Linked DNA regions of Mus musculus: all the other regions are linked to region 2. Evidence: chromatin loops called from intact Hi-C (ENCODE). Cell type or tissue: left cerebral cortex. All regions are shown on one strand. Links, peaks and the distances in the headings refer to the core of each region. The heading gives the core; the rest is flanking DNA.

What was found. Hi-C counts contacts between places; a loop is a spot of excess contacts. Peaks named below come from ENCODE experiments on the same cell type or tissue, not always from the same donor. Only the 100,000 strongest peaks of a DNase experiment are listed, where the experiment ranks them.
Region 1: a loop joins it to region 2, with 2.4 times the contacts of the local background. A loop is called at or near these places in 33 of 42 quality-filtered maps.
Region 3: a loop joins it to region 2, with 4 times the contacts of the local background. A loop is called at or near these places in 3 of 42 quality-filtered maps.
Region 4: a loop joins it to region 2, with 3 times the contacts of the local background. A loop is called at or near these places in 7 of 42 quality-filtered maps.
Region 5: it touches region 2 in a loop (6-fold over the local background); 39 of 42 quality-filtered maps call a loop at or near these places.
Region 6: a loop joins it to region 2, with 4 times the contacts of the local background. A loop is called at or near these places in 9 of 42 quality-filtered maps.

Annotation. Positions count from the first base shown.
Region 1 is chr12:33,024,280-33,029,530 of GRCm38, reverse strand. The region is part of intron 2 of Gm40874 (a long non-coding RNA gene); the gene reads right to left. Among named protein-coding and RNA genes, the nearest start is that of Gm40874, 31 kb to the right of the region's middle. In left cerebral cortex, for the core only: CTCF peaks have their summits at 1,007 and 2,232 (motif pointing left); a DNase peak (open chromatin) is centred at 2,242.
Region 2 is chr12:32,907,576-32,912,826 of GRCm38, reverse strand. Gm33484 (a long non-coding RNA gene) reads left to right here and starts at 3,693. Exons shown (of 3, transcript XR_381437.2): 1 at 3,693-3,923. In left cerebral cortex, for the core only: CTCF peaks have their summits at 1,799 (motif pointing left) and 2,590 (motif pointing left); DNase peaks (open chromatin) are centred at 1,809 and 2,551; H3K4me3 peaks cover 578 bases.
Region 3 is chr12:33,377,696-33,382,946 of GRCm38, reverse strand. All of the region lies in intron 2 of Atxn7l1os2 (ataxin 7-like 1, opposite strand 2), which reads left to right. Among named protein-coding and RNA genes, the nearest start is that of Atxn7l1os2, 14 kb to the left of the region's middle. In left cerebral cortex, for the core only: a CTCF peak has its summit at 2,660 (motif pointing right); DNase peaks (open chromatin) are centred at 2,294, 2,680 and 2,840; H3K4me3 peaks cover 269 bases.
Region 4 is chr12:33,331,819-33,337,069 of GRCm38, reverse strand. All of the region lies in intron 4 of Atxn7l1 (ataxin 7-like 1), which reads right to left. Among named protein-coding and RNA genes, the nearest start is that of Atxn7l1os2, 60 kb to the left of the region's middle. In left cerebral cortex, for the core only: a CTCF peak has its summit at 2,974 (motif pointing right); DNase peaks (open chromatin) are centred at 2,385, 2,979 and 4,144.
Region 5 is chr12:33,007,708-33,012,958 of GRCm38, reverse strand. All of the region lies in intron 2 of Gm40874 (a long non-coding RNA gene), which reads right to left. Among named protein-coding and RNA genes, the nearest start is that of Gm40874, 14 kb to the right of the region's middle. In left cerebral cortex, for the core only: a CTCF peak has its summit at 2,712 (motif pointing right); DNase peaks (open chromatin) are centred at 2,729, 3,192 and 4,432.
Region 6 is chr12:33,426,995-33,432,245 of GRCm38, reverse strand. It overlaps Twistnb (twist basic helix-loop-helix transcription factor 1 neighbor), which reads right to left and starts at 2,622. Exons shown (of 4, transcript NM_172253.2): 1 at 2,338-2,622. The coding sequence starts at 2,591. In left cerebral cortex, for the core only: CTCF peaks have their summits at 1,954 and 2,744 (motif pointing right); a DNase peak (open chromatin) is centred at 2,688; H3K4me3 peaks cover 1,761 bases; H3K27ac peaks cover 878 bases.

The DNA of each region.
Region 1 (5,251 bases), core at 644-4,643, 120 kb before region 2:
AGAGTTGGTCTGCCCAGCTGCAGAGTGTGGCATTTGACCCTTCCAAGATCCAATCCTGTTGGCTTGAGGGGCCAGGCTTGGTTTGGAGTACCTTTCAGACCAGCAGACAACCCCAGCCATAACAGTCCGAGGGCGGGTCTGGACAAGCCTCTGGGTTGCCATGGGCTAATAAGTGAGGCCTCTCACATCTCGACACCTCATTGCTGACCTCACAGGTTTCCCTGAGTGGGTTCTGAGTTTCAGCTTCTTAGAACAGATGAGTGAAGATTGGAGACTTCGTTCAGGAGCCACAGAGCCAGGAAACCAGCTGAGCTATGTGTCCTCTGCCTGTATGGGCAAGGCTCAACTGTGAAGGCCTTTGATTTGTGTTCTGAAGATGACCAGGTCCTAAATGGATATTTTGAGTCTCCCACAGCCCGGCCCAACCCAGGCCTTTACTTTGGATGGTGTAAAAAAAGGAAAAGTGTCTGCAAGGGGTGGGACCAGCTCTCCTGTTCTCCCCGCCTTCTAGCTGGCTCTTCGGAATCCGAGCCAGTTCCACTGCGCTGCCCAGGAGAGGTGCAGCATGCTCTCCCAGAATGCCAGAGCAGGCGAGGGGCGGGGCCCTCTCTGGGCAGTCCTTGGACATCAACAGCAGATGGCCGCAGGCCTCAGCCCAGACCAGGGACATCTGCATGGTTTGGGGTGTTAACATGTGCCACAAACATCAACTCAGACGTGGCGCTCAGCGGCAGCACCGGTCTGCACATCACCATGGCCTCAGATGGGAGCGCTGGCCTCTGGTATCAGCCCATTCTGCACATCCTCGAGTGTTTCCAGTTCCGCTTGTCTTCAGAGTGCACAAGTCATTCGGCTTCTCTTTAGCTCCACCACACACTTACTTATACATCATAATGGCGCCCAAGATGAGAGGACCACACGGCATACGTGCAGCTCAGCAAGGGCAGGCTCTTCTTTCCTCAGGTGCCTCCCAAGGCGGAGAACCAGGAGACTCGTTTCTTCCCTAGGCTGAAGGGAAGCAGTTACTTGCGTCTGCCAGTAGAGGTGCTTGCTCCTCTTTTGCCTCTTTGCTTCACCTGTCTGACCCAGATGTGCTTTCGAGAAGTCCTTCCAGGCTGGTCACTCACTCCTTTTGCACAGGTCGTTCAGGGGCCTGTGGTCTCAACACTTGCAGAGAGCAGCCTCAGGCATCCAAGGTCAGGATCTGGCTCATTGCCACCTCCCCCAAACAGCAGCAGCAATGTGGTTATTGGAAACCAGGAAATGCCGCCCAAACCTGGAAGGGAAGACAGCAGCCAGCTACCCACAAGTGGCCTTTTCCAAGAAGGTTCCAGGACAGTTATCATGGCCCTTTGCCAAGCAAACTATGGCTATTGACCAAGGCAGCCCCCAGTTTGTCTTTTCACAAATTAATCAGTACTGTCACAGTAAGGAGGTTATAGTACGCCGCAGAGTGGGAATCTCTAAGGACATTCCTAGAGTCCATCTTTTTAACAATATCTTTCCACAGATGCAGGCGAATGAAGGTCCAAAATTCTGTCTGGCTGTGCAGGTCACTGTGTTTATATGAGTGTCCCCATGGTAATTTAAAGCCCTTTCCACCTATGTCTGCCATATGCTGATATACCTGGGAGCTTTCGATTGATCTGCTTAGTGTGTGCACCTGAAGACACTACCTACAGAGAACTGAAGCTCAGAAGGACCAAGCAATGGTTCTTCGCCTGGCTGGGAGTCACCACATTACAGGATCACAGCGTTAGGTAGGTTGAGAACCACTGAGCTAGAGAGCTGCTGGTACTGTGGCGAAGGATCTCAGGGGGCAGGGTTGAGGTTGAGTCAGAAGGAAAAAGAAGGCTCTGCTCTGGATATCCTAACCGTCCTAAGGGTTAAAGAAGGCCTCTGGGATGGGGACTTGATAGGGAATAGGTCACTGATAGGAGGTAGAAATGAAAGGGGAAGGAAGGTGGGAAAGGAGAAGAGAGACCCGAGGGAGGGGCTTTGGCTGCTGGCTCTCCTGCTGGGAAGCCCCCTGCCTGGAGTGGAGCTTCCAGGAGCAAGGACAACCTCTGTTCTCTCAAGCAGGACCGACAAAGGGCAGCTGAATCACAGGGTTTCTCAAGAAATCAAAATTCCTAGCACACCCCTGGGGCCTCGGGGAGAAAAACTGACAACGTGTTGATTGAAAACAGACCTAGCCATGCCCTTCTTAATAGAAGGCCTGGATCTCACAGGTTCACAGCGACACCTAGTGGTCTCCTTAGGCAGCTGCCTCCTCCTCAGAAATAGTGATGCTGGAGGGAGGGAGAAAGATGTCCTGCCAGGGCCAAGATTCTGCACACGTTCACAGTGTAGTGAGACATATCACACTCCGGAGGTGGGGGATTGGCTTCCATACCGTCCTCTCCGGCGCTTCCCAGGAGCTGTGTGTGCCTGGCACGCCTGAGATGTTCTGAAGTGATCATCATTTCCTCTGGCCTGATTCTTCTCATTTATTAAATATAACTATCTACGTGTTGGTGGTGACACTCATGTTTTCCACCAGGAGATGCTTTATCGTCGGATTATGTGTTCAGAAGTTAGAATGACCATGCTCCTGTCTTAGTTCGGAGTCCTCTGCTTAAAGGGGAAAGCTGCACATCTTTCAAAGTAATAGCACATAAACGAGTCTGTCCCCTACCTCTTCTCCCTCACTTCATGTATGCTCTGGCTAATCTGAGGGCTTCACAGGGGCAGAACATGTTCAGTGTTAGCTCAGTGTCTGGAATATTGCCGTTACTACAAAAAAAAGTCAATGAGGGACTTTGGCATCTTAATAAAGCAGTTCACAGATATAAGCAGAAAGCCAAGGTGACCAGCTGGAGCATCCTAGACTCCTGCAAAACTTTTCAAACCAGGAGACCCTTGCTAGGTTCTCACTCATGGCTGGGAGATGTTTTGTTGGTATCAGCTCAGAGCTGCATGTGTACATGGCCAAGACAAGCTGATCAGCTATTTGTAGGGGTTCCAAGGCGATTAGAAGCACAGCCATGCTCTGATGACCCCTCACTGGAGACCCGCTGGATACCTTCTTTATGAGGACACCGTGAGCTTCCAGTCACCCAGACTCACTGAGAAGAAATATCTTCAAGCCATGTTTTAATTCAAGTTTTATTGGCCAATAGTGTTAACTAGCCTCCCTTTGTTACAACAGACATAGGTTCATGGCTAATTGGGAGGGCCCATGTGGAAACAAAGAGCCTTGGCTCAATCTCTCAGTCTCTCCAGAGCCAGGAAGAGATAAGCAGCCTGACCGTTTAGGGATAGTATAGTGGGCATGGTCTTATGGCTGGCAGCTCAGCATTTTAATAGCTTTCCCAAACCTGGGGAATATGACACTGCTTTGGAAATGGCTCACCCAAAGATCCTGGTAAGGGCATGTCCCTGCTCCAAGGAGGTACAGTGGGGGAGGGGGGAGGGCAGTGGAACCACTAGGAAGTGGGATCTGGTGGGAGGCGTTTAGGTTGTTGGGGATTGTCCTTGAGGGGAGTTTTGGACAGCTTCTTTCCATCCTCCACACTCCTCCCACCACTGGGGGTAAAAACTTTTCTCTGCTATGTGCTCTCTGCCCTTGCCATCTTGCACCCCCACCAGAAGCCCAAAGAAATAGATCTTCCCAGTCTTGGACTGAACCTCCTAGGACTATAAGCCAAAGGAAGCATTTTATCTGTATAAGGTAACTGCTTCAGGTGTTTTCTTATAGTAACAGGAAACTGACAAACAGCCGTGTTCTAGAGGGTACCTCACTAAGGCAGGTACCAGAGCTCTGTTATAGTCTTCTGGGCTAGGCCTCAGGCATATGATCTAGGCTGTGCCCATCAGTGAGGCATCATGAGTCTGGACGAGCAGGAAGCCAGGGACTACTTCAAGATGGGATTGTCTTGGTGATGGGGGTAGGCAGAGGGACAGAGATGCTCAAAGCAGCACGTAACAAAGGCCTGGGGCCAGACACGTGGGAAGCTGAGTGCTTCATTGACTCAGAGCACAAGTTGCTTTGTGACCCTGAGCCATGTGGAGAGTCTGTGAGCCGTTAAGGTGCTTTCACAAATACGGCTTCTATTTCAACCAACCATAGTGAAACTTCCATGTCTGTAAGAACCTCAACTGATAAATTCACTGGGGAAATGATAATGACTGAGATCAGAGAACCAAGCTTGTCATGCAGAAAGCTCTGGCTTTGAATCCCAGCACTGTATGCACGCATGTGCACATAGACACATTCGTGCCTACACACACGCACACACACATGCATGTATGTACACAGCACAAAATCAAAGGTCATTTGGTAGTTAAAGACAGTTCAAAGATCTTTGCTCGATTGCCTGCTGGAGGTAGAAGTTATTATGAGTGCTGCCTGCTCAATATTTCTCAGGCTGCAACCATTTTCTATGTTAGGCTCGATGTTCTGGTGGGGCTCTCAAAATTTGCTGGATGGACAGCTAAGCATGTGACCTACACCAGGCCAATCAGGTGGCTGCTGCCCCCAAGATCTGTGACTGTTCAGTCATGGATACATCTCTCAAGGTGAGCCTAGTCTCTCAAAGAGCCTAGTGCTGTAGTTTCTGGCTGCCAATCTGGAAAGCCAGTATTAGCTAGTTAATGGGCTGAGGAAAGGGCTCTGCCAGCCAGAGGATGACTGCGACGGGAAGGGAACTGTGATGAAAGCTGTTTCCTGAGTGGTGTTGAGCACATGTGTCCAGCGTTACTGAGGTTGGTCCTGGCTTCAGATCACTTTCCCGTTGTGGAAATCACCGAGTGCCCTTGTCAGTTCATCGAGTTGGATTCTGTTACTTTAAACCATAGGGTTCTGATGAAAATGATGGCCCAAGTTCAAATACTAGATTTTCCTTGGCAATTCTTTAAAGGGATTGAATTACCCTACTTACTGTAATAGTCACTTGGCCACTCTTCAGGCCTGTGCCTTCATTGGAAAATAACTGATATGAACCTGCTCCAGGTTGAAGAGAGTTTGTCCCCTTTGAAACTTATGTTGGGACTTGATAGTCATTGGGGTATGTTGGGGGGGGTGGAGTGTCCAGGGAGGGGTTTGTCTGTAGAGAGCAGAAACCTCATGAATATAAGGATGCTTTAACTACTGAGGGAGTTTGGCCCATGCTTTCTGTCGTCTGCATGCACCCACTTGCCACTCTGCTTTCTGTTCTGAAGTGAAGAAACTTGAGGCCCTCGCCAGAAACCAAGCAGATGCCAGCCTGCA
Region 2 (5,251 bases), core at 764-4,763:
TGAATTGCTTGATTTCCTTTTATGTCCCAATTATTAGCTCATTGTCAGAGAAATAGTTTGAAAATATTCCTCTCATTTTCTAGGTAGTTGGCTCTGCTGTTTCACTCGCTAGGCAGGCCATGTTTTTCTTCTGTTTCCTTCCCCACCTCCTTGTCCCTCCGCCTCTCCTCTCCCTCTTATTTTCCTCCCTTCTTCCTCTTCCTTTCCCCTCCTCTTCTCTCCTCTTCTTCCTTTCCTCTCCTCTCCTCCTCTCCTCTTCTTCCTTTTCCTTTCCTGTCTTCTCCCTCTTCTCTTTCTCTCCTCCTCTTCCCCTTCCTCTCTTCCTCTTTTCCTCTACTGAGGAATCCAGAGGTAGAATCCAGAACACCATCCATGGCAGGCAAGCACTTCCATCATTGAACTATATCTGAAAAACTTTGAGGCAGGACCCTGCTAAGTTGCCCAGGCTGGCCTCTGTGTCTTTAAATGCACTTTTCTTAATACATCTTTTCTGTGTTGCCACCCGATACAGTAATGAACACAGCAAATTGATGCTTCCACCAGAGACTCTGACTCCAGGAAAAAATGCATTATGATACTTAGGTCCCACTTAGGGCCCTATAATATTATAGGGTCTTACACAGCCTATAATTGCTCACCCATCTTTTGTTAAGAGAAGTAATAGAACATAGTAACTCAGATCATGAGCTCTGGAGCCAGCCAGTCCTGTTTAGATTTTGCCTCTCCTGCCCCATATGACCCTGTGACCTCTCCATCCTCTCTTTTGCCAATGGTAAACAACATGAACAAGACAGACAGACAGACAGACAGACAGACAATCCCTGATCAAAGGTATTCACACTGTGGTTGTTGGAAACCCATAATAAAAAGACACAGTATGTATCACATAGTAGATTCTATTTTCCCAGCCTTGGATCAGGGCTTTGCCACATAACAGCAGGAGGCAGAAGCTGATCCAGTTCTGGGCAGGAGCCCGTGGGGGTCTGTCTTTCCAAGTGCTTTCTGTTCTTCACTGCTGCCCCGATTGAGTAGGTGACTAATCTCAGGAGGATGAAAAGGCAGGAGGTAAGCTAAATTTAGCTGGGGTGATCCAGTCTCTAGCGGGCTCCAGATGTGTGAGTGGTTGCTGGTTTAAGCTACTGAGCTGAGGTGATTGACAGACTGCCTCTGTCTGTTGTTGCCTTAAGCCCCACAGCACATTTAATCCTTGCAGCAGTCTGAGGGTGGGTATTAGGAACCCTTAGTGATCGGAAATCATCTAATGTGCAATAAAAATATTAAAGTCTTGCTTGCGTGCAAAACTTGAAGTAAAGCAAATATCAACATCTCCTCTCTACCTCTCCAACCCAAATCTTGTTAAGAATCAAGAAGTTTCAAGGTGACATGAGTGGCCAGAGTCAGATAGTGTGGCCAAGTGCGTCATTAAATGTCAATCTGATAAGAGAAAGACTTTGCATTTTATTTATTTTATTTTAGTCTGAGGGTTTTTTTGTTTTGTTTTGTTTTTTTGTTTTTTTTTTAACAGAGTTACCCTATGTAGTGTAGTCTTTGTCCTGGAACTCACTTTGAAACCAGGCTGGCCTCGAACTCAGAGATCCACCTGCCTTTGCCTACAGAGTCCTGGAATTGATGGATTATTTTAAATAACCAAGCTTGTAAGATATCAAACCTCCATTAAATCCCTCATATAAAAAGCTGTTCAGAGGTTACTCTCGCAGAAGACTGGGTGTAGTTCCCGGCATCAACATCGGGCAGTTCACAGGCACTTTTAACTCCAGCCCCTGGGGATCTAGCGCCCTCTTCTGGCCTTTGAGGGCTCTTGTACTCACACTAACACCACCATCATCGCACAATCTCATAATTAAAAATCTTTTCTAAAAGGTTCTGCTTGTAATATCACGCCCAATTCATGGGAAAAGAAGAGGAGATGTGGAGCGCTTGGTCGCACAGCTGGTCAGCGAGAGCAGGATGTCAAGGCAACGCCGAATGCCTGAAACGGTTTCCCCGTGGACGCAATTCAGGAAAAGTCACCACAGGAGAGTCCAGTCCTTTCTTTGCTTAGGCTGAGTGGGTTAGTGTATGGTAAGAGCTCAGTGCCCTCCATTCTCAACCAGATTCTTGAATTTCTAGTGAATTGAGATGTGAGGGGCTTGATTTGGCACAGTCTCTCTGGCCCCTGATGTCTGCAACATTGTGCTCGGACTCCCCAGGATGATCCTCTGGGAACTTCCACATCCAGGCCTCCTGGTTTCTGCCATGCATAGTTTCTTGGTCTTAAAACGGGGTGATTTATTTTCTTTAAACGTTTAATTAGCTAGTGTGCGTTTGTTGTGTATAAAATAACGTGCAGGATTCCGTTCTCTTCTGCTCAGGGATTGAATTCAGGTCCGCAGGTTTGGCAGCGAATGGAGCCATCTCACAGACTCCTCACCTACTTTCTTTTCAGCTTCTGACTGATCTCTCCATTCTCCACCGCAGCGGTGTCTCATCCTTCTGGCGTCTGCTCCTTGGCTCAGAGAACTGAAGCCTAGAGAATTTGGTCAGCCTACAAATTCGGCAGTCAATTCCTGGCCCTCTGTTGCCCTCTAGTGGACTTTTGTCTTATAACTTCGTGTACACGATGCGTTTCAACTCACTGTGCTGCTGGAAGCCACTATTGTTTCTAATAGTTCAAAGGATGTAGCTAGCAATTAGATTTAATCTCTGACTCATTTCAGCCTGCTTCACAATATTAAGGCATGTTTTTGAAAAAAAAATCCCTCATTGTTTAATGGAAAGACGTGAGGCAAATCAGCGATTACTGTTTCAGAGGACCCGGGGGAAAGTCAACTCTCACTTCCACCAGTCTTATTAGTGTTAAGAAGCCAGCAAATAAGCCATTCAGCAAACATCATCTGAGCACGTGTGTCACGCACTGTCCAAGTAGTGGTGTCTGGGTGGAAGGAAATGTCCAATTCTTACACTGTGTGTCAATAGGCGACAACACGGTTTTTGCCGTTAAAGAGTAAAGACAACCCCACGTCTATGGCTTATGGGAAGAGGAAATCTCTACAGCCCTTCCTAACCACAAGCCAGTCCATTATTTCTGGGCTTGGTTAATTGCCATCAGGTCAGAGAAGTCGTAGCCAGAGAGTAAGAGAATGTAAGAGTCCAAGTTCTGGACAAGTGTACAACAATGAGCAAACTCCTTTTCCACAGCAGCATCACAAACACGTACTAGCGTCTGGAGGCTAAGGGTCACATGCCAGTAAGTGACTGGGGTTGAAATAGACTCTCCCAGGGGGGAATTGCTGCAAAGCACCCTGTGTAGGCCTTAGACTCAGCTGTGTGGGAGATTTGTGCCTTTGGTGTCTGAGATGGCCAGGCTCTGGGATCCACAGAGCATTTGTGGTAACTATGTGTCTGTTTTCTCAATGTTTCTTAGCCAGTTGTGGACTATGTAGCCTCTGATTTCAAGTAAAAACTTAACCAACCTCAAAATTCTGAAGTTTGAAGTTGTCTTTATTTTTTATTTGTGATTTGTTTGGTTTTGAGACAAAGTCTCACTGTGTATTTTAAGCAGCTCTCAAACTCACAGTCCTCCTGCCTTAGCTTGTCAAGTGCTGGGACTATAGGCTGAAGTCACCACGGTTGGAGCTGACAGCCTGCAGGAGAATAAATACACTCTTTCTTTTGAGACAGGTGCTCATGTAATCCAATCTGGACTAGAATCTCCGTGGATGACCTTGAACTGTGTACCACCATGCCTGGCTAATGAGCTTACCCTCTTAAAGGAAAGACAGCTGATCAGCACATGGAACACTACCCAGGTCAAAATCAACCCTCCACCAATGCCTCAACGTGGCTGAACTCAGTTTTTTCTGCCATTCCCTAGACCCAGCGATTTCTAAGGAGAGTAATCAAACCACCACGGTACATCCAAGGTACCTATGAGCCTGGCTGGTTTTAGGTAGCCACAATCCTGGAAGGGACTGGGAACAGAACCAAATTGGGTGGGCAGCTCCTCCTGCATGCCTAGGAGCTCGGAGCTCTTTCTGTCAAGGTATTTCTCTGCCTGGTTGGGAGGGGTAGGAGAGTGAGCCCAGGACAATCTGGCCTCTCCCTTCTCTTTCCATAATGCTCTTCCATTGAGGCTAATGGGATGGGACCCAGCTAGGCTTTGTTGGCCCATTCAGTTAAGAATGTTGGCAGAGATGTCATCTAGGGGACACTCTAGGCTTGCAAGCAAAGCTATACCCTATTTTTATTTTTTAACACCTCCAGTATTCTAATTCCTATAGGAAGCCAGTTAAGTGTGTGCTAAGAGTACAACCACAGGCATGCTTAAAATATTGATCTTAGTTTTATATGTGTGCTTGCCTGCATGTGTTTAGGTATACCATTTGTAAACAATGCCTATGGGGATCCAGAAGAGGGCATCAGATCCCCTGGACCAGGAGTTACAAACAATTGTGTGCTGCTGTGTGGGTGCTGGGAATCAAACCTGGGCTCTCTGTAAGAGTAGCCATTACTCCTAACTACCAATTCATTTCTTGAGCCTTAGAAACACACTTTAAAAGAGTAAAACAATAACTCCTTCCAACAGACTCTGGAAAATGCAGAGTACCCCGAGGAGCTTGCAGGCAGCTTTTCCCTAGAGAAATGTTAGAAGCACAGTTAGGCTTGACCACCCCTGATCTAGAGGCCTGCTGCTGTGTGCCTGTTCTCTTAGAAACATGATTGCTAAGGCAGGTTAGATGGCTCTGTGGTTAAAGGTGTCTGCTGCCAAGCCTGACAACTTGAGTTCTATGCTTGAGACTCATGGCGGATGGAGAACTGACTTCTGTAAGTTATCCTCTGGCCTTCACACTCAAGCACAAGTGTGAACACACACACACGAACACACACATACACACACACACGGTGTAATTAAAATGGTAATTACTGAAATGTTCTCTCAGTATATTTTAGGCAGCATATACACAGACAATACATCTGCAAAGCAGACAGGGTGTGCATTACTACTGCCTGCCGTGATAGGGTTTGCAAAGGACGTATGTCCAGGACACTGGAGAAGGGACCATGCAAACCTTAGTATCTTCCACAATACAGTGCACTAGTCCAACACACAGTAGGCTGTCTTTCAGCTGGACATGTATATGGCCATTTCCTTGGCAATGCAAATGAAGCCCACAAAATGTGGGAAATTGTGGCAGAAATGTGCTGTTTCTATTTACAGAGCTCAGTTTACTCTTAAGTTCCCATTGTTCCA
Region 3 (5,251 bases), core at 655-4,654, 470 kb before region 2:
CATTAATTAAAATGTTAAACAATGCTGGGCTCAGCATGGGCCTGGCAGGAACATCCTCCTCCTGCCTGAAGGTGAGCTGGGACTGGAGGCCCCTCTGCATGTACATCTTGCCACGGCCAGTCCTCTGTTCAATGTCATATCCCTGCGCTATAAGAAATTGGTCTCGGAGCATCATGTCAGACAGAACCAACAGCCTTGTAAAGTTGGAAAAACACATATCTTATTCTCTCCACTAGAATAGCCTTAGGGCTGGGCCTGGAGATGCATCTAGGAAGCAGCATGCTTGCCTAGCATGCACAAGTCCCTGGGGTCCATTCCCAGCACCACAAAGACATGAAGACCCCCAAGTCCCCATTTTTTTCTTTCCCACGAGTCTCTGCTTTGTCCTAGATCAAGAATGTGCCAGAATTGTTAACCTCTTTCTCCATCCCATTGGCTACGTCTGGATTATTCAGGAACCTAGAAGATATTGGGGGGGGGGGGTGTGGACTTGGTGATAAGACTGCTAGGAAATCAGCCTGAGAATTGGGCTGAGAGAAAATGAAATCGTATTCAAAATGTTTGAGCTTACATGACGGCAGCCTCCGCAGTTCTTGCTCAGGTTGCAGAGGAAGCAAGCGCTTTTGTGATGATAGTGTTTGACTAAAAATGCACGAAAATATTTGAAGGCAAAGGGGAAACCCAGAGGGCTCCATAATTGTTTTAAATTAAGAGTGCCCTCCCAGTGTTAGTGACCTCCGCTAAGGTTTGCTGTTTCAATGGTCTTGGTAACCTAGACACCTCCAAGATGCTGGCAAACGCCCCACAGTGATTTTTGCCAAGATTCAAACTTGTCTGGGACTGATTTGACGTCCAGCTATTCATTTCGTTTACATCTTCTTGGTGACCCTTCTAGTTGAGTGGATCATGTTATGAAAACGAGCATGAAAGTCATCCCTGAGCGCTTAGTTCAGAAACATAGATCACAGCAAATCCGCTGCTGCTCTGGACGAGCCCTAACTGGAGCCGAATGCCAGGAATAATCCATTAAGCAGCAATTGCCCTAATGGTTTGGAATGTTGGAAAGGAGAAAAGAATTTTAGCAAAATAAATCAGAAAAACCTGAGTACACCAACCAGGTAATGGATCAAATTTTAAGACACCTGTAGGAAGAGAGCGGCTTAGGGAGGACCGCGTAGGGAGGATCACGTAGGTAGAGATGATTTCTCTAGGAAGTGCAGTGTGGAGAACACTGAGCTGAAGGGGAAATATGTGAGGTTGTCAGCAGCCAGCTGCCAGCTCATAGTTCCTCCCTTAACCTGTGTGCCTCAGTTTCCTTTTTTGCTCAGCAGGACCATTCTGAGTCAACCCTTAGCTGAGCTTGTAAGATGAGGTAGCCATACTCACCACCAAGTCTGATGGCCTGAATTTGATCCCCAGAATTCACATGTTAGGAAAAAACTAACTCCCCCAAGTTATCGTCTGACCTGTAAATAAACAAACAAAAACAAACAAATGGGAGGTGTGTGCTTCTAGAGTGTTTGCCTAGCATGCGCAAAGTCCTGGAGTCAATCCCCAGTGCTGCACAAATCTGGTTATAATAGTGCACACCTGGTTGTGGCAGTGCACATCTGGTTGTGATAGTGCACACCTGGTTGTGGCAGTGCACATCTGGTTGTGGCAGTACACACCTGGTTGTGACAGTGCACATCTGGTTGTGGCAGTGCACACCTGGTTGTGGCAGTGCGCATCTGGTTGTGACAGTGCACACCTGGTTGTGGCAGTGCACATCTGGTTGTGGCAGTGCACACCTGGTTGTGGCAGTGCACATCTGGTTGTGGCAGTGCACATCTGGTTGTGACAGTGCACACCTGGTTGTGGCAGTGCACATCTGGTTGTGGCAGTGCACAAGGGAGAAGTCACAATGCTAGTACAGTCACGAGTGGCCCCTCTCAGAGATCTGGTGGGCTGGGCCTGTGGCAAAATGATGAGAGATTTTGTCTTAGTTTGCCTGAGAGAGCTTTGGCTCTGGGTGGCTTATTGTGCACCTGGTTACTCAACCCCTACACAAGGCTATCTTCTCACATCAGGGTCTTTTGCAAATGTGCTCCCAAACACTGCTGTCAATCCAGTTTCTTCAGCAACAATGTCATTCTTCTCTTTTCTCACACTTCTCTCCGGCTCCCACACACATCCCACTTGCCTACCTGAAAATGCGGACAGCATCAGACAGGAATTCCCTCCCTCTCTCCATCCCAAGCTTTCTTCCCTGTCACTGCCAAGGAATTATCCCTTTTCTGGCAAAGGCCAGTAGCCACTCTTGCTTTACATGGTTCTCCATCTTGCGCCCTCATTCTTTATGTCTCAACAAAAACATTTAATTACTAACCAAAGAGATGCTACCAATTTAACCAACACTTTGAGATGCTTGTGTGTAAAATATTTGTGATAAAGATAATTGAACACAGTAATAAAAAACAAAACCCAGGAGAGGCTGCCCCATTAATATTTGTTGTTTGCTCATTAAACTGAGTTGACTCTTTTTTGTTGTTGCTGATTCCTGTCCAGGAGACAATGGAGCTTTGTTTGATCACGTGTGTGGGTGTTTTAACCCGCACATGTCTGTACGCGTGCATGCAGTGCCCAGGGAGGCCAGTAGAGGGCATCCTATCCCCGGGTCTGTAATTACAGTTGTTAAGCTGCCCTGTGGATGTTGGAAACTGAACTCCTGTCCTCTGAAGAGCCGTCAGCGCTCTTACCTGCTGAGTCATCTCCCCAGCCCCTGGATGTTTTGATTCTACTTTCCCAAGTGACACTGCTCAGGACACATTACACCACTGCCTTGCCAGCTCTGAATTTTCTCGCTACTAAGCTTTCCTTCCTAGGCCAGTACTGATGAGCCACAGCGCTCTCTAGTGTTGAAGTCGGTCTCCGTTTTTCTGTCATTAGCTATGGCCAAACTTCTCTTCCAGAGCGCCAGAAAACAAAACACCATACTGTTTTCAAAATGCTCGACCTTTATGGCGATCGCGTTCACATGGCCATTGTGCTTTTTTCTAAGAACCATTCCACCACAGACTTTTATCTAAGCCTTGCCTGTCCACCCGGCACCAACCCCTCTCCAGCTGCTCCGCAGTGGCCACGGTGGGAGGACAGGGCTGCCACACCGGAGCCATTTTTCTCTTGCTTCTTCAACCTCACTGTCACCCATTGACTGTGGGTGAGCTTAAGATCCTACGTGCTCCTCCTTCGCTGGAAAACAAAACAAATACTCTCCCATTTCCAATCCCAAACTCCCTTGGTGCCTTCTAACCTAGGATATTTGTGTTTGTATAAGATTCCTTGCTTGGTTCTCATGACTGCTCTATAGCATCCGAGGCCAGAGCTGTCCCCTTTATAGTTAAAAAAGAGACAGTGTGAGAGGGGCGTGTGAAGATAGAGACATTCTGTGGTGTGTCTCTAAGCCAAGCACTGCCAGCAGCCACCAGTCATAGCGGAAGAGGATTCTCTTTGGATCCTTTATGTCCACTAGAGAGTTCTGATCTTCAGAACTGCAGGATAACAGAGTTGAGTGTATAGCTTGGTGGCAGAGCACGTGTGTGGCATTAACACAGCGCTGGGTTTAGGGTCAGTGAGATGGCTCAGTGGGAAAAGGTGTCTGCAGCCACCTTTTTGTGACCTGAGTTCATTTCCCAGGATGCAGGTGGCAGGAGGTGAGAACCAACTACTGCAAGCTGCCCTCCGACCTCCAAATCTTTACTGTGGCATGCCCCTCTTGAATAACTAGTAACTGTAAAAAGACAGTTTACTCCCTAGCACTGTGAACAAAGTAGCCATGTGCGCAGAAACAAAATAAAATCTGGGGGAAAAAAAACCCAAGAGTAGATACCCTTTAGCCATCCAGACTATGGTAGCCCCAGAAGGGTCACATGACCTACACCTTACAGAACCCTGCTGCGCTTGCAACCGGCATTTCTCTTTGACTGTGCAGCAGTACGTGATTCCATTAAAACATCTCAATTCAAGGGTGGTGCGTACACCTTTAATCTCAGCACTCGGAAGGCAGAGGCAGGTGGATCTCTGTGAGTTTGAGGCCAGTCTGGTTTACAGAGTGAGTTCTAAAACTGTCAGGGCTATTTAGTGATGTCCTGCCTCAAAAAACAAAACAACATTGACAAAACCATGCCAGATTCTGGCAGGAAGGTATCCCATTTCTCTTAGATTTACATTCTCTGTGTTTCATCTTCAAGGACTTGCCAGGTTGCAGCTTCTACTCAGTTCCCAGTGTCTACTTGTCTCTCCTTACAGTCTTTCAAGTAATTTGAGTAATCCTAAGCATACACTGATCTTCCAGATCTTCAATTTAGAGGCCGATAGCCTCTTGTGAGGATTTGATGCTCTCTGTCTCTCTGTCTCTGTCTCTGTCTCTGTCTCTGTCTCTCTCTCTCTCTCTCTCTCTCTCTGTGTGTGTGTGTGTGTGTGTGTGTGTGTGTGTGTTGAGGCTAGTAGCTGACATTGGATGTCTTTCCCAGTTGCTTCTCCACGTTATTTTTCGAGACAGATTGTCTTGCTCAACCAGCAACCAGGAGCTCGCTGATTGGCTAGGATAGCTGGCAGGCAAGCCCCAGAGATGTCCCTCGACTCTGTCTCCCCAACATTGGGATTCCAGTCATGCTCAGCTGAGCATGGCTGTTTATGCAGGGGCTGGAGATCAGATGCAGGTCTTTATACTTGTGAGGCAATCACTTTACAGACTGAACCATCTTCCGACCCTCTCCGTGCTCTCTTGATGCTTTGACCTTACTCAACAAGCTTCATATAAGCAAATACACACATACAAAACAGAGCTTTAGAAAGAGTTTATTTGTATTACTTTTCACTGTATATATGCCCAGTCCACTTTTGTTTGGTTGGTTTGGTTGGTGACATCTTTTGGTTGGTGAGCCTCTTCTTTGGACCTATGGACAATCTATTATTTTTCAGTGAGGCAACTCACTGGGGGTGGGAGGTGCTTTTGGGTTAATCTGAGCATGAGCTCTGTCAGAACTGTGCCCTTCTTCAGAATTTTGCTCATGTGCACACATTCAATAGACACAGAATCTTCATCAAGCCTCATCCCGCACACTGCCAAAGCGGTAATGGCTTATGAATTCCTTTTTCTTGAGGACTGCATATAAACATCACTTGGGTCTCTCAGCACCTGTTTCTAAGAGTGCGACATAAATTTAAGAAAACCGTTGTTTTTGTAATAACCGTGTATTCCAAGACTGCA
Region 4 (5,251 bases), core at 739-4,738, 420 kb before region 2:
GGCAGGTCTTCTGGCTTTAAGAAAAATGGTTCTCTTGGCATCAAGCAGATTCCCCTCCCTGCCCAGTGATGTCTGCAAAAGAGCAGAGGTGGAGAATCATGACGGTGTCATTGTGAGAGTCACTACCGGGCTGCAGGACCAGCTGCCCCCTGCCGGCCATGCTTTCATGCTGGTCACGACTTATTCTTCTATAGTCAACAGATATGCCTGAAGAGAATGGTTCGGAAAGTCTGTAGGTTTGCGGAAATTATTGCCAGCCTTTCTCCACTTAACAAGTGGGGTAAAGACAGATTTGACAGACAGGAGTGTGAGGACATATGGTATTTGTGCTGTGGGTTATGTGTCTGATGTGAATTCGAGGCTGTCTGATCTCTTCCACCGCTTCATTTGACAGAGATCCGCATGCTTGTATGAGAGGCCTGGCAGAGTCTGGAGAGTCTCTGGTTTATTAGCAGACCCCCTGATAGGCCGCCTCACTGAGCCTCCTCCCTTCCAAGTGGTGGTAGCATTAAAACATCCCAATAAAAAGGAATTTAGATCTTTTAACATTACTCCTGGAGTCGGAATTCTACTTGGCACTTGGAGATATACTGAGGGGTTGGGGAAAGGCTGCCACCAGAAAATTATTTCTAATTGGAATCCTTGAAGCTGAACAAATACTAGGGACAGACTGGCAGGTTTAAGAATCAAGGGGTCACGAAGAATGGGTAGAAGGAACAGCCACAGAATCCTGCCCTGCCACGACAGATATAGTGGGTACCGCATACACCCTGATGAATGGGTAGTCCTCCTCTACCCTGCTTTTGAGGCATCTGGGAGAATGTTCAAGAAGCCAGCTTGTAAATACCTTTAGCAAACCATAGCAGAAGATTTCTAACCACAGGGCGTGTAGATAAGAACATCTACTGGGCTGATCTAATACTATCTTAAGGCAGAGAAGGGAAAATATCAACACTGTGCGCCACCCCTCTCTGCGTGGCCTGGACCCTCTCCCACACAACACGCTCTCGGTAAACTGAGAAATGCGGGCACACCACACGGCTGCTGGGGGTGAGTGGTCCTGGCAGCAGAGTGGTTGGCGGTACACAGAACGTGTGGGAAAGCGCGTCAAAGGCCCACCGTTGGCCAAGAAGGGGACAACATCGTCACTAGTAATCTTCACCATGGGCTGCAAAGCTTAGCCTCTTAACTCCATTGCAAAGTCATAAAGGAGGGCACATATGAGATTTCCTCCCTGAGACAAGTTAGGGGTGTGGTGTGTGGGTGAACACGGGAGCTTGGATAAGCTGACTTTGATGAATTGTAGAAAGGGGTCAGAGGCAGGGGCTGGGGAGAGAGCCCAGTTGATAAAGTGCTTGCTGTGTAAGTCTGAGGGCCTACATTTGACATCTAGCAGGCACAGTGTAAGGGTGGGTGTGGTGGAACATGCCTGTGATCCTACTGCAGGACAACTTGGAACAGGATCAGTGGGACTCACTAGCCAATCAGCATAGCCTGCTTGGTGAGTCTCAGGCCAATAAGAGACCTTGTCTCAAGACAAAAACGAAGCATGTGGATGCTACCTGATAACCCCTGACTTTGGCTTCCACAAGTACACGCACTCACGTGAACACACACACACACACACAACATTCTCCAGACACACAAAATGATCAGAAGCAAATAACATAAAAGGTTCTGGCAAATTCACTGACTGTGGAGGTGTCCCACCCCTGAATCCTGTCTTTCCTGTGGCTGGATACTTTCTGGTGAGGGCATAAAGCATGCAGCTCCCTAGCCTTAGGGTCTCAGCGAGCTCCTACAGACTTCTGTCCTTGTGAGGGGTAACAAGATGAGGGCTTGGCTAGTGAGCAAGCCTGGGTTTTAGTTCTTCCCTCCTTCCTCGGTGGGACAGACCTGACTATCATATCTCAGCCCCACAGGCCTGCCTAAGTTTCCTTATCAGTGAAAGGAAGACATGACATTTGGAACAATTGGATGAGGTAATGGGCCCAGAGGGTCTCTTAGGTGCGAAGCACAGCCTCAAGGTTGAAGTGAAACAGAAGAGAGAGAACCACGCCATTCACTCTCTCATGGGCCCTCCTGAGGTGTAAGCCGTGGTTCACTGTCAGAAACCCTTTGTCCCTTCTGTCCTTATCGGTTGCAGTGGACAGAGTGGGAGGCAACAGACAGGTGGGAGCAGGTGGCTTCCAAACTCACCCAGAGAAGACCAATCCTGGGACTACAGTGGAGAGACAAAAATGGAAGAAGGGAACAAGCCATTCCATACTCAGAGACCCCCTGTCCAGGGCTCCGCATCCTGCATCTCAGTCCTTAGGCACTGCCAAGGTTGGGTGAGTCACTACAGCTTAGATGTGGATGGGGCTTTCTGCCAGAGGAGTAAGCAGGAAGCCCAGCCTACTAACATCAGACAATTCCTGCACTTCGGCAGCATGGGGACTCTGAGGGTCCAGGGCACCTTGTCTTCTGGGGGAGGCTATCTGTACACCTCTAGGCTGTTCAGTGGGATGAAGGAGGCCCTGTTCTCCACAGTTTTCTCTTATTCTGGACTTCTAAGGGTGTGGAGCTTAGAAAGGGCTCCCCAGCCCCACCAGGAGACCAAGGGGTGCTAAGTATTCCTGGAGAGCCCTAGTACCCTAGGACTGTGGGAGAATCAGCAAGCTAAAGAGTGGTCTGAATGCAGTAGGGCATCAGATGCTGCACACGCTGCCCTTGGGAACAGCTGTGGGCTGCGGTCTCAAGGTCTCAAGGACAGCTTCAGACCTTATCAAATGCTCAGTGCATTGCCCCCGTAACTAAGAACGAGACGGCTGGTCATCAAGATTCACATCATTTCAGAGACAGCATGAAGGCCACTGAAGGCGGGGCTAGGGACTTGGGGTTAAGTGGAGTCCGGAAGAGTGAGTTAGTCCCTGGCAATGGCTTAGAGCTGGCTAGTCTCAGGAGCAGCAAGTGGGAACACTTCCCTTTCTGGCCACCAGAGGTCACTGGCTCCCACTGCTGGAGCTGTAAGATGTCCTTTCAGAGAGCCTGTTACCTGGGTACCAGGGCCAGAGCATGAAAGTCTCCTCGAGCCCTAGTGCCAATTCGGACCCAGGAGAGAAATGGGGATTCCTTAAAGAACGTCTTCCATGTCCCTGTCAGGGAGTGTTGAGAGGAGACACCCGAAATGGCCCTGGCATCCCATGCCCAGGCTCTCCCTTTAAGGAGAACCCTAAACACAGCAAGGAAATGGCCAGGGACTCTGTGACCAGCTGCTCCCATTTACTTCAGAGAAGAACAAACACATTTAGAACAAACATTCCCATTCATTCCTTTTCATTCATATGCTTCTGTCTCTGTAGGCAAACAATCGAAAGCCACTGACGAGTTCTGTGCAGCACAGTGAGCGTGTGTGTGTGTGTGTGTGTGTGTGTGTGTGTGTGTGTGTGTCTGTGACTGTGTGTCTGTGTCTGTGTGTATGATGTGTATGAAAGTGTGTGTACATGTTTGTGTGTGTATGCAAGTGTATATGAGTGTGTGTGTGTGTCTGTGTGTATGCATGTGCATGTGTATGCAAGTGTGTGTGCATGTTGGCATGTGTATGTAAGTGTATATGAATGCATGTGCATGCATGTGTGTGTGCATGTTGGTGTGTGTATGTAAGTGTATATGAGTGCATGTGTGTGTGTCTGTGTATGCATGTGCATGTGTGTGAGTGTGTATGCAAGTGTGTGTGCATGTTTGAGTGTGTACACGAGTGTATATGAGTGTGTGTGTGTGTGTGTGTGTGTGTGTGTGTGTGTGTGTGTGTAGGGAGAGCATGTACTGGGAAGGCAAAGATTTCACAGCCTGCATGGACACCCCAATATGACTCCCTATGGCTTCTGGGAACCAACCCCTGATTCATGCCAGCACCAGGCTAGAAGAGCTAAGCCCCAGGTCTCTCCCACAGGCATCTGGCTGGGTCCTCTCCATAAAACACCGGGAAGACATCCAGGGCACATGAACTCCCACATGTCCCCTCTCTCCCAGAAGACTCACCTCCCATTTCCAAGCATTTTGGGAGGGGCCGTCTGGAAAGAGGGAGCCCCTCCCCCACCGTGCGGTAGGGTGTGCACAGGGAGGCCAGGAGCCTGCTGCTTTTTCTTCTGCTTTGGCTCATTTTCCTTCTGGAACAGCAGGCTCATCTCCTGCATTTTTAATAGTGGAGCACATTTAGCATTCAACACACACGTGCAGGTTGATAAGGCCCAAGGAGAAGGCAACAAGCCATCCATGGGAGGAAAACCTCTTCCCATCTCTCCCCTGCCTCTTGCCCACATCAGCCAACATCAACTATCTATTCACCAGGGCTGGCTGTGGTGGGAAGGGACAGCAGGTGACAAAGTTATCCTGGCTGGCAGTCACTCTGCCAGAGCCTGGTCCCTGGCAGAGCGGAGGTTCATAATAAAGGACAAAATGGTCAATGTGGCTCAAAAGACCAAACAACCATTGTTTCCTCTCTCTTTCTTGAGATGGGGTCATCCCCACTCCGCCTCAGCATTCTGAGCGCTGGGATCATGGGTTCATGTGCTGGGACTGTGGGCACATTCCCAGTTATCTTCTGCTCAGGGACTAAATCATTTGCCCATCTCCCTGTGTCATTGTGGCCTACAGGAACATCAGCCAGGGGCTCTGTCGCTTCTGCCTTCCTCAGGGGTGATCTCCAACAGGCAGGTAAACTAGAGGAGAGTGCTCAGAGAGCTGCAGGGGAAGGATTAAGGCAGTTCAAAGAAGACAGATTTAATGGCTTGGGGACTCTGTCTTCCTCTTTCTCCCCCCTTTCCTCTTCCTCTTTCTTTCTTGTAATGCTGGTGACCAAAGCCTCCTGCAATGTTGGACGAACACTTTATTGCTGAGTTCCTCCCCTAACCTATCGCAGGGACAGAGTCTTGCTAAATTGTCCAGTCTGGCTTTGAACTCACTCTGGAGCCCTGGCAGACCCTGAACTTTTAATCCTCCTGACACGGACTTCCAAGTAGCTGAGCTTACAGGCCTGTACTACCAGACCTGGCTCCTCCTGCCCATGTCTTTCCCTCTTTTCATTGTGTGTGTGGGCACATGAATGGCACACGGTTTGTGTGGAGCTCCGCAACACTGTGGAGTGAGTTCTCAGGACAGAACTCGGGTCACCAAGCTTACGGCAAGCATTTCACCTGCTAGGTCATCTCACCAGCCTCCCCCTTTCTTCTTTTAAACATTTTCTATGTTTGTTGGACTATTTATTTTT
Region 5 (5,251 bases), core at 820-4,819, 100 kb before region 2:
ACCTACAAGTAAACCCACACACTTGAGTTTTGACAAAGAAGCCAAAATTGTACACTAGGGGGAAAAGAGCGTCTTGAACAAATGGGGCTGGTCTAACTGGATGTCTGCATGTGGAAGAATGCAAATAGATCCGTATATATCATCCTGCACAAAACTCAAGTCCAAGTGGATCAAAGATGTCAACCAGGTACACTAAATTGGATAGCAGAGAAAAATGGAAAATAGCCTTGAATGGGCATAAGAGACAACTTCCTGAACAGAACACCAACAGCTCAGGAACTAAGATCATCAATTAATAAATGGGACCTCATGGAACTGAAAAGCTTCTGTAAGGCAAAGGGCACCATCAAAGAGACAAGGCAGTAGCCTACAGAATGGGAAAATATCTTAACCAACTCTACACCCAACAGAGGGCTGATATCCAAAATATATAGAAACTAGACATCAACAAAATAAATAACCCAATTTTAAAAAGTGGGGTACAGATCTAAACAGAATTTTCAACAGAGGATTCTTAAATGGCTGAGAAGCACTTAAAGAAATGTTCAACATCGTTCGGCTGCAGGGAAATGCAAATCAAATGACTCGGAAACTCCATTTTACACCCATCAGGATGGCCTAAGATCATGCTGGTGAGAATGTGGAGCAAGGGGCACACTCCTCCATTGCTGGTGGGAGTGCAAACTTGCTCATTCACTTTGGAAACCAATTTAGCATTTTCTCAGAAAATTGGGAACAGACCTACCTCAAGACACAGCTATATCACTCCTTGGCATATAGCCAAAGGATACTCCATCATCCCACAAGGACACTTGCTCAACTATGTTCCTAGCAGCTTTATTCGTAATAGTCAGAAACTGGAAACAACTTAGATGTCCCTCTCCTGAGGAATGGGTGAAGAAAATGGGGTATATTTATACAACGGAATATTACTCAGTCATTAAAAACAATGGCGTGAAATTTGAAGGTAAATGGATGGAACTAGAAACGATCATCCTGAGTGAGGTAACCCAGACCCAGAAAGACAAACAAGACAAACTTATAAGTGGATATTAGCCATAAAGGATAACCGTGCTACAATCCACAGACCCAAAGAAGCTAAGTAATAAGGAGGATCCAAGGGATGATTTGTGAATCTCACTGAGAAAGGGAAATAGAATTAAAATTGCCAGTGGATGGGGTTAGGGTTGGGGTGGGAACAGGAGGGGAAGGTATCAGGTAGGGAGATGGGAATCAAGTAGTGGGAGGATGGAGGGAGAGAGAACTAGGAGAGTCCGGGCTGGAGCAGGGGGTGGGGGGTGGGGGGTGGGGGTGGGGGGTGAGGGGTGGGGAGGCAGTCATCTCTGGAACACGCTTGAAACCTAAGGAAATGGAAATTCCCAGAAATCTATGAAGGTGACCCTAACTAAGGCTTCTAGCAATGCAAGATATGGAGATTATTTCAGGCCATCTCCTGTAACCAGGCAAGACAATGGAGGGATTGGAACACCAATGCAGGAACAAAACCTTTGACCTACAATTCGTCCTGCTTATAAGATGTGCTGGGGGTAAAGATGGAACAAAAAATGAGGTAATGGCCAACAATAACTAGTCCAGCTTGAGACCCATGCCACGAGAAGGAATTGTCTTAGTCAGGGTTTCTATTCCAACATAAAATATCATGACCAAGATGCAAGTTGGGGAGGAAAGGGTTTATTCAGCTTACACTTCTACATTGCTGTTCATCGCCAAAGGAAGTCAGGATTGGAACTCAAGCAGGTCAGGATACAGGAGCTGATGCAGAGGCCGTGAAGCAATGATGTTACTGGCTTGCTTCCTCTGGCTTGTTCAGCTTGCTTTTTTATAGAACCCAAGACTACCAGTCCAGAGATGGTCCCACCCACAAGGGGTCCCCCTCCTCTTGATCCCTAATTGAGAAAATGCCTTCCAGCTGGATCTCATGGAGACATTTCTCAACTGACGCTCCTTTCTCTGTGATAACTCCAGCTTGTGTCAGCAGAGAGGCTTTGCTCAGCAACCGATGGAAACAGAGGCAGAGACCCACAAGCAAGCATTAGGCAGAGCTTGGGGAATCCTAAGGAAGATGAGGAGGAAGGATTGAAGGAGTCAGAGGGGTCAAGGACACCACAAGAAACCCTACAGAATCAACTAACCTGGGCCCATAGAGGCTCATAGAGACTGAACCGCCAACCAGAGAGCACACATGAACTAGAAGGTCTTCACATGTGTAATAGTTGTGTAGCTTGGTCTTCATGTGGGACTCCTAACAGCAGAAACAGGAGCTATCTCTCATTGTGTTGCCTGCCTTTGGGTCCTTTCCTCCTACTGGGATGTCTTGTCTCTCCTCAATAGAGGAGGGACCTAGTCTTACTGACACTAGATATGCCAAAGCTGACTAACATCCATTTTCTGAAGAGAAATGGAGAAGGAATAGATAGGGGGTGGGGAAGACTGAGAGGAGAGGAAGGAGGGGAAACTGATGTCGGGATATAAAGTTAACTAATTGATTAATTAATTAAAATAAAAATGTTTTTATTGATTCATAATATGGCTGTACAAAATACACTTCTAAAAATAGCTTTGAAACTAGATCTCTAAGAAAAGAACAGCTGAAGCAACATCCCTGCTATGAGGACTGGGTTTGGGAAGTCACAGCAGGGAATGGTCGCATGGGCATGAGCCCCGTGAGGGTGCAATTTCAGGACTGAAGCAGAAGGTGGCACCATGACACCCTTCATGGGCATTATAGCCCACATATGCTGGAGGTGAGGACACATTTCCTCACTTCTGTAGTGTCTCTGTCAGGAAAACAGTCCAGCAGATCTGAAGCAAACCCCAAGAGTCAGAACTGGGAGAACTTTGGAAATGTCTTCTTCGTCTATGGTGTGGCCTTGTGGGGTCATAGTGCCTGTATCTCACCTCTAGGACTCTGGAACTCCCTACATTTGTCACACACACCTATTAGGGGAGCCGCCTAGCTTTCTCTACATGGGGCTTGTCTCCCTCCACCTACTAATGGTGAAGAACCTTCTGGCTCCAGCCAGTGCTCCCATTCTGATGGGTCTTGACTTTCCTCAGTAGCAGGCAGTCTAGGCCACATCCACATTACCAGAGAATGCAGCACACTACGGTACGCTTCAAGGAGAGAGTGCAGCCAGTACACACCCCCACACACTCTCCGCTGTCTCCAGCCTAAAGATGCCAACCATGCTTTTGGCATCTGTGATCTAGTTTGTGGTTTCCAAAGGCATCTAGCTGCACCCATGGAAGACACAGCTGTGTTTAATATGGTTCCCAAATTCATGGTTACCTTCCTCACTGGCAAGTTTCTACCCGCTGGGTCGTCTATAAAACCCTGCTGTGTAATTAGTTCACCGTACATCCAATTTATCTTAGAGTAGTAAGTCTAATAGAGTGGGGTGGGATGGGGTCTGTTAAATATTTTGACCTAAGTGGGAAAGTTTACATTTAACATGGCCAGAATCACTGCCTGTGTGGGGAGAGAGAAGCAGAGACCAGTGTGAGAAGTTTGGGGGTCACTAGGGGGAGGGAGAGACACAGGAAGCTGAGGTGGGCCATGATGCACACAGGAAGGTGAGAGTGTGAGGCTGGCCAAGTGGAACCAGAAAGGGACCAAGACTGGCTCCTTTGATGAGGGACAGTGCAGATTTATACTTGAATATCTTCTAAGTGAAAAAATAAAAATAAAACAACCTCAAAACAAAAGCCCATCCCCCAACAGCCCTTCTTGCTGTTGGTATTTGAAAATACTCATCAAATGCAACATTTGCCAATAAACTCCTTCAATCCCCCATACCCTGGCAGCTTCCCCAGCCCCACCCCTACTCTTGCCACACACACACACCTTCTTGCAGGATTTCTTACTGAAGACCTGGATTTAGAAGCTAAGCACCGCCCAGTGCCCAGCTCAGGTGTTCACACCTCAAGTGGTCCGCCCTCCACCCCTTCTTAGGCTCCTTAAATGCCAGACTGCCAGAGGAAAGAGACAAAAGTACAGGTTTCCTTTAAAGGCCTCCTGAGTTCTTTTCAGTTCAGTGCTTAAGTATGTCCCCCAGACCTGGCTCAAAGGCCAGAGAGCTGGCATATGTGTCAAATGTCTTCCAGCAGCCTTGACAGGCAGAACAGGAAAATCAGGCCAGGGCGGGTGTCTGCAAGCTATCCGGGGGCAGGGCTGGCACTGCTACCTCAGAACTGCCTAGTTTACACTGCTGCCCTGCTCTGGCCCCTTCCTGGGAGGTGGGTGTGGACCTGTTGGCTGGAGGGAGTGGGCTTCCGTTCTCTAAGCTGCTCCCCTTTCAAGCCCAGCTCCAACTGTGGCTCCTTTGTCCACAGTGTTCTGGGATGATCTCGGGCTGGAGATCTACCCTGGGAAGACACTGGCTAACACAGCGTTACAATGCCCTGCTTTGTGGTCTTAACAGGAGGGTTTGTCATGAGCTAGGAGATTGGTCCCTGGCAGATCCTGGCATGTGGGGAACAGCTGTGTGACAGCCACTATTTTCAGAGGACATTCTATCTGATGCAGCAGCTGGGCTTTGAGATCTCCAAGATGGCTGCCTCCTCCTCCCCATGGGTGCCTCTGGCCTTCCATTCATTGGCACCTTGTGTGCAGAGCCCCAGTTGGGGTTGTTCAGGGTGGTTGCTTGGAGGTGTGGCTTGAAGCTAGACTATAGTGGGAACTTATTCCAGTTTACAGGAACAGGGTCCCCAAGGTCCTCCTAGCACCAGGAGCAGCAACATGGTATGTTTGGGGTCTGCTTATCTCTGTCTTGGAACACTAACTATCAGCAGCAGCCCTGTGGGTGGGACATTTATTCAGAGAAAATGAAATTAAGTGCTTCTTTGCTTGTGGGGTTGGAAGTTTCTTCCCTCTTCATGTAATTTTAATTAACTGACAATTTTCACAGATATAATAACACATTTCCATCATATTCAGCACTCCTATTACTTTCTTCCTGCTTCATGTTTGTGTGTGTGAGAGAGGGGGGGCAGAGACACAGAGAGACAGACAGAGACACAGAGAGAGAGAGAGACCCACTGAATGAGAGGGTCTTTAACAAAGGGTGGACAACTAACCAGCAGCTACACCACTGAGGAAAATGTCTCTGCTCCTCAGGAGACCACATGCACTCCTCACGGGTCCTGGCCAGAATATTGATGGGTGAGTTTTGCTCGGAGTTCATGCAGGTGAGCACGAACTTTATGAGTGTAGCAGCCATGCCATGCCTGA
Region 6 (5,251 bases), core at 481-4,480, 520 kb before region 2:
ACAAACTTGTTTATAAATTGCTGGAGATAGAATTTACATTTAAAAATATATCAACAAAAAGTTACTTGTCAACTTTATATACTCCTAACATACTAAAAAAAATTCTGCGAATGGAGTAATACTTGAATTCCAAAAAGACTATTTTGGGCACGTCACCAAGAGTAAATATTTCATAAAAGCACTGGTAATTGTAGATGTGGTGTATATTATCTGAGCTATAAATGTCTGGATCAATCCACATTTGTGACCATAACACTTATCCAATGATTCTTATGCATAAGTGCAAAAGCATCTAACTTCTTAGTCTTCCAGACTGTCATGCTCAAATGTCATAGGTTGAAAGGGTTTATAGGGTTGGAACACAATGTAAAATTTTTAATTATGTAGATAGGTTGTGTTAATCTTTAAGTTTTATTTCAGCATAGTGAATGATATTTTCATAGCAGTAAAGAGAACACTGCAAATTATTGCTCCTAAGAGAATACCAGGTCCCACAGGGTTCAACGCCTCTAAGGATCTGGTATGACCACTGAATACAAGGTTAAATGAATTTGTGTAAACCCATAAGACTTTTGGGAAACTACTTACAGTAACTTACCAAAAGTCATATATTCAAAGACAGATATCCTAACACTAAGTATCTTTTTCTCTTTATTTAAAATATATATACATGTATCTCAATACATAAACCACATGAGGTCCACATGGTAACTTCACCTAGGATATGTAGAATATGTAGCATTAAGTCTTTGGGGACCAGTAAGATAGAATACATTTGACATTTTTAAATAACCCAAGGGGGCCAAATGGAAAAGAATATGCTTTGTTTTGTTTTCTTTCCACACACACACAAATGACCTCTTAAAAGTTCAACTTATAAAAAAAAAACAAAAAACAAAAAAAGTTCAACTTATAAGATACAATGTGATTTCAGAAAACTACTTACTTTCTCTAAGAAAACAGTCCAAAGTTGTAATGGGATACTTTTTGTAAAATAAAGTCCTGCCACGGAGAAAGAAAGGCAACACACTGTCTGTCTAGTAGGAAATGCTTCCGAGAAGACTTAGCATTAACACTGCAGTCTCAATTCTATTTTTTATTATTATTATTATTTAAACAAAAAGAAGACAGACCTACTGATGCTTCCTTCAGTATTGCCCACAAGCCTAAAAACATAAACTATACAGGATAAATGGTACAAATAATACAGGACAATTAATATGACAATACAATTCCCAATATTTTCAATGTTTTATTGACTTTTTATTACTCTTAACTAATACTCAAGTAATACTGAAACCTAATTTGCATTGGAAAAAATAGGCTTCTTTTAGCATACCTTTAGCACAGTAACAAGGAGAGGTGTCCAGCTCAATTAAACAGTGTATTCTATTCTACATGGCTGCATTATCCAATTCTGTTACAGAAATGATCCGATTCTCGTCTGTAGTGTGGCTCCTATTATGCATCTTTAAATAACTTTTCCCCAATGAATGAAAAGCTGGTTAGACTACTTAACATAACTATGTTTCCATGCTTAGTGACCACCTTGGATGGTTAATGGGGCTGACTGCCAAAGTCCTCGAGAGTGGTAACTGCTTTGGATAATTTGCCCCAAAACAATCCCTGCAATTTCTGAAGTGTCATTGAATTACTAAAGACATCGATGTCATCTCAGGTATCTCTGAACCTTGCCCCCATTCCCGCCAAATTAGTTGTGAAGTGTTATGGCATATCATTTCCCATTGAAATTCTGAGATTTTCTTTTTCAAGGTATTCTTACTAGTGCTTAATATAAATGCACTGGTGTGTGTGTGTGTGTGTGTGTGTGTGTGTGTGTGTGTGTGAACTTTCTATTCCTACAAAAAATTAGGCTCGTCGTTCATCCCCAATTAGCGCCCCCCGGGGGGACGGGGAACAATGAAATTACAAACAAACCTGCCTATGTTTTGCAATGAACCGGCTTCCACATTAGGAGAATAATACTGACAGCAAATTTTCATTATTAGGTGAGAACACACCCGGAAGTGATTAAACGAAACGTTTAATACCCAAAGCTCAGCCTGGTGGGTTTCTAGACACCGGGCACCTCTAGTCTCCACACGGGGAGTGCTTTTAGCACTGCAGCAGCCGCCACTCACACCACACCAGCCAGTTTCATCCCCAGGAACCGGGCCACTGCATCCAGGCCAGCGGCGCCGAAGGCGACGGTAGACGCCGGGGCTAAGGTTCACGAAGCTCGTGCGACTTTACTTCCGCGGCGCCGTGGGGTTACGGAGCTGAGGGCCCGTTGGCCAGCAGAGACGGGGCTCCCGGGAGGACGCGGCGACATCTTACCTCTCGGAGTAGCGCAGGAGCTCGGCGTCCAGCTGCTCGCGGATGCCCGTGCGCTTCCTGCTCAGGTAGCGGGGCGACAGGGCGATGTGCCTGCGGTGCGGGGCAGCCACCAAGCACGAATAGCGGCTGCCCACCAGCGCGCACGCCGCCGCGTAGCTCGGCAACTCCAGGCAAGGCAGGACCCCGGCCTGACCCGCCACGGGCCTCTCGGAGGCCGCCTGGGACCGCTGAGACTCCACAGATCCCGCAGCCATGAGGCTTGGCTGGGTGCTTCGGGGCGCGCACGGATGACGCAAGCATTCCTCCCGCCTCACCTCTGAGTGTTGATGATGGCTGACATCATCAAAAGGCGACCGACCGCGGCCTGGGGATTTTTAATCTTCTAAAGCTGCATTATAGAGGTTTGACCAGCAGAGGGCTGCTGCTCTTTCCCGAGTCCAGATAAACCTCTGAGGCCGTGTACCTATAGAGCATGTGTGATATCCAGAGGCGGTTCTCTGATATCTATAGGCAGATGTTCATCACTTCAAAGTATGCTCAGTTATGGAGCGAAGCTTGAATTTATTGAATTTATTGATCTGGGCACCTAAGTATAAAAAGGCAGAGGCCCAAAATAGCTTGTTTTGTTTTGTTTTGTTTTTTAAGCTCCCAGTTTCTTTCAATACTGGGTCAAGGCCTAGTGAATTAATGGTTTGAGCTTTTGTTTTGTTTTGTTTTGTTTTGTTTTAATTCTTTTGGTTTTCTGTTTTTGTTTTGTTTTTAGACAGTATCTCTCCATGTAGCCTTGGGTGACTTGAAACTCGCTATGTAGACCAAGCTGGTTTGGTTCTAACATTTAGATATTTGCCTGCCTCTGCCACAAGAGAGCTGGGATAAAAAGCACGAGCCACTACTCCCAACTGAGTATTGTCTTTATTGGATTCAGCATGGCTATTGATAGGAGTGCCCGGTTCCAGCTGCAATGAGGCCTGATACATTGTTATGCGCCTGAGCTGTTCAATAAGGAATCAGAAACATTCGTGGAGATTTTCACTGCTGAACCCAATCATACACCGCAGCAGGCCACAAATTGCAAAGGCAACATCTGAACTGCTAACACCATACCTCTCCAATCTAGGGTCCCTCTGCCTTCTGCTATATCACAGTGAGAGTGTTGTGACATGTTTTTCAAATGGCTAAGCCCAGCTACCAGCTTTGACCTTCTTTTGTATACCCAGACATCAACCATATCAGCACAAGGGTTTGTATTGCCCAAGGGATAAAAAAGAAACCTTCATTTGGACCGTGATGTCCTAACAACCCAAACTGTTCCTCTAGCTCTTACAACCCTCCACCTTCTTCAACTATGATCTCTAAGCCTTGGGTGCAGGAACTGTGCACATCTTGGGCTGCAAAATGTTGGTTTAAAAAGCCCAGCTTCATAAAAAACTACCTACCTTGGCTACCTGATGAAGGGAAGCAAGAGGAGCCCACCGCAGAATAGCATTGTTACCATCCTTCAGATTCCAATGCCAAAGACTAAGACAGCTGTATATTGCTGGCTCTGAATATCAGAGTTTATGGAAATAGCAAGGCCTGTCTATAGACTAGCACAAAGCAGATACTAAGCCCCTAATCTGGACTAATACTAAACAAAAGGCATTTGAGGCCTTAAAAACAGCTCTGACTTCCACACCAACCCTAGAATTTCCAGACAAGAGGGTTTTAACCCAAACTTTGGAGCCATGAAAATACCCTGTGATGACTGGACCCTGTAGCCACAGGATGGCCCACCTGTCTAAGAGTTGTGGTGGCTCCCTCTAGTTTAATTTTTTTAAGTTAGCTTTGGGTCAATATTTTATACTCAGAGCACACAGTTGAGACCTTCCAATGAGGAACACCAGAATGCTGGCTGTCTAATGACTGTGTGACCTGGCCCACATAATGACTGTGTGACCTGGCCCATCCCCGAGTTCAGTTTGAGAAACCCACTGCTATCGATCCTGCTGCCTTCTTGTCTGATGAAACCAGGTACACAGGAGCTGCAGTAGTTACTTTAACAGAAAAAATTTTGGACCCCAGCCAAGTACCTCAACCCAGAGAGCAGAAATGATTGATCTGACCCTAGCTATCAAATGGGGAAAGGGAAAGTCCACCAACATATACAGGGACTGTCAGTCAGTATTCATTTACTATCATTTATTTTTATTCACATTGTGATCTATAAAGAAAGAGGGCTTCTCACAGCTGGGGAAAGAGACATTTAAAACTCTCAGTGCCCCTAGAAACTCCCTACAAATTGCTGTCCTCTACTGCTGAGCTGCTGACCTGGTTGCCTGAAAAGGGATCCTAAAGACCAGTGGGGCCTATTGATATTCTGATGACATACCTTGACACAGTGCTGCCTGAGACTCCATGACAAAGAAGAAATGCACAGCTCACACCCAGTGCTCTCCGGAGGACAGATCATTCTCCCGGAAACAACTGGCAGGACTCTGGGAACTGACCTTCACCAGGCTACTCATCTGCAGTCCACAAAACTTTCCAAGCTCTCAGACCATGATATGTTATGTCTAGCACAGGATGTCTCAGCCAGGTTCGTGCTCAAGTGAATCCAAAACAGAGAGCCCTTGCCCAGGAAGGGTCCAAATGAGAGACCAACACCCCACAAACTCCCAGAAAACTGATTTCACCAAGATCCAGACTGCTGGGAGAGGATAAAAGTACTTTTCTAGATACCTTTTCCAGTAGAAACGTTCCTCACCCAGACTTAAACTGCTCAAGTAATAGCTAAAAAGCTCCTCCAAAAACTGATTTAGCCTCTCCCTAGCAGTGGGGTCCATCAATGTCCTGGATTACATAGCCAAAACCTCTCAATTAAAATCTAAAGCTTTAGACATAGATTGAAAACTTCATTGTGCATATAGACCTCAGA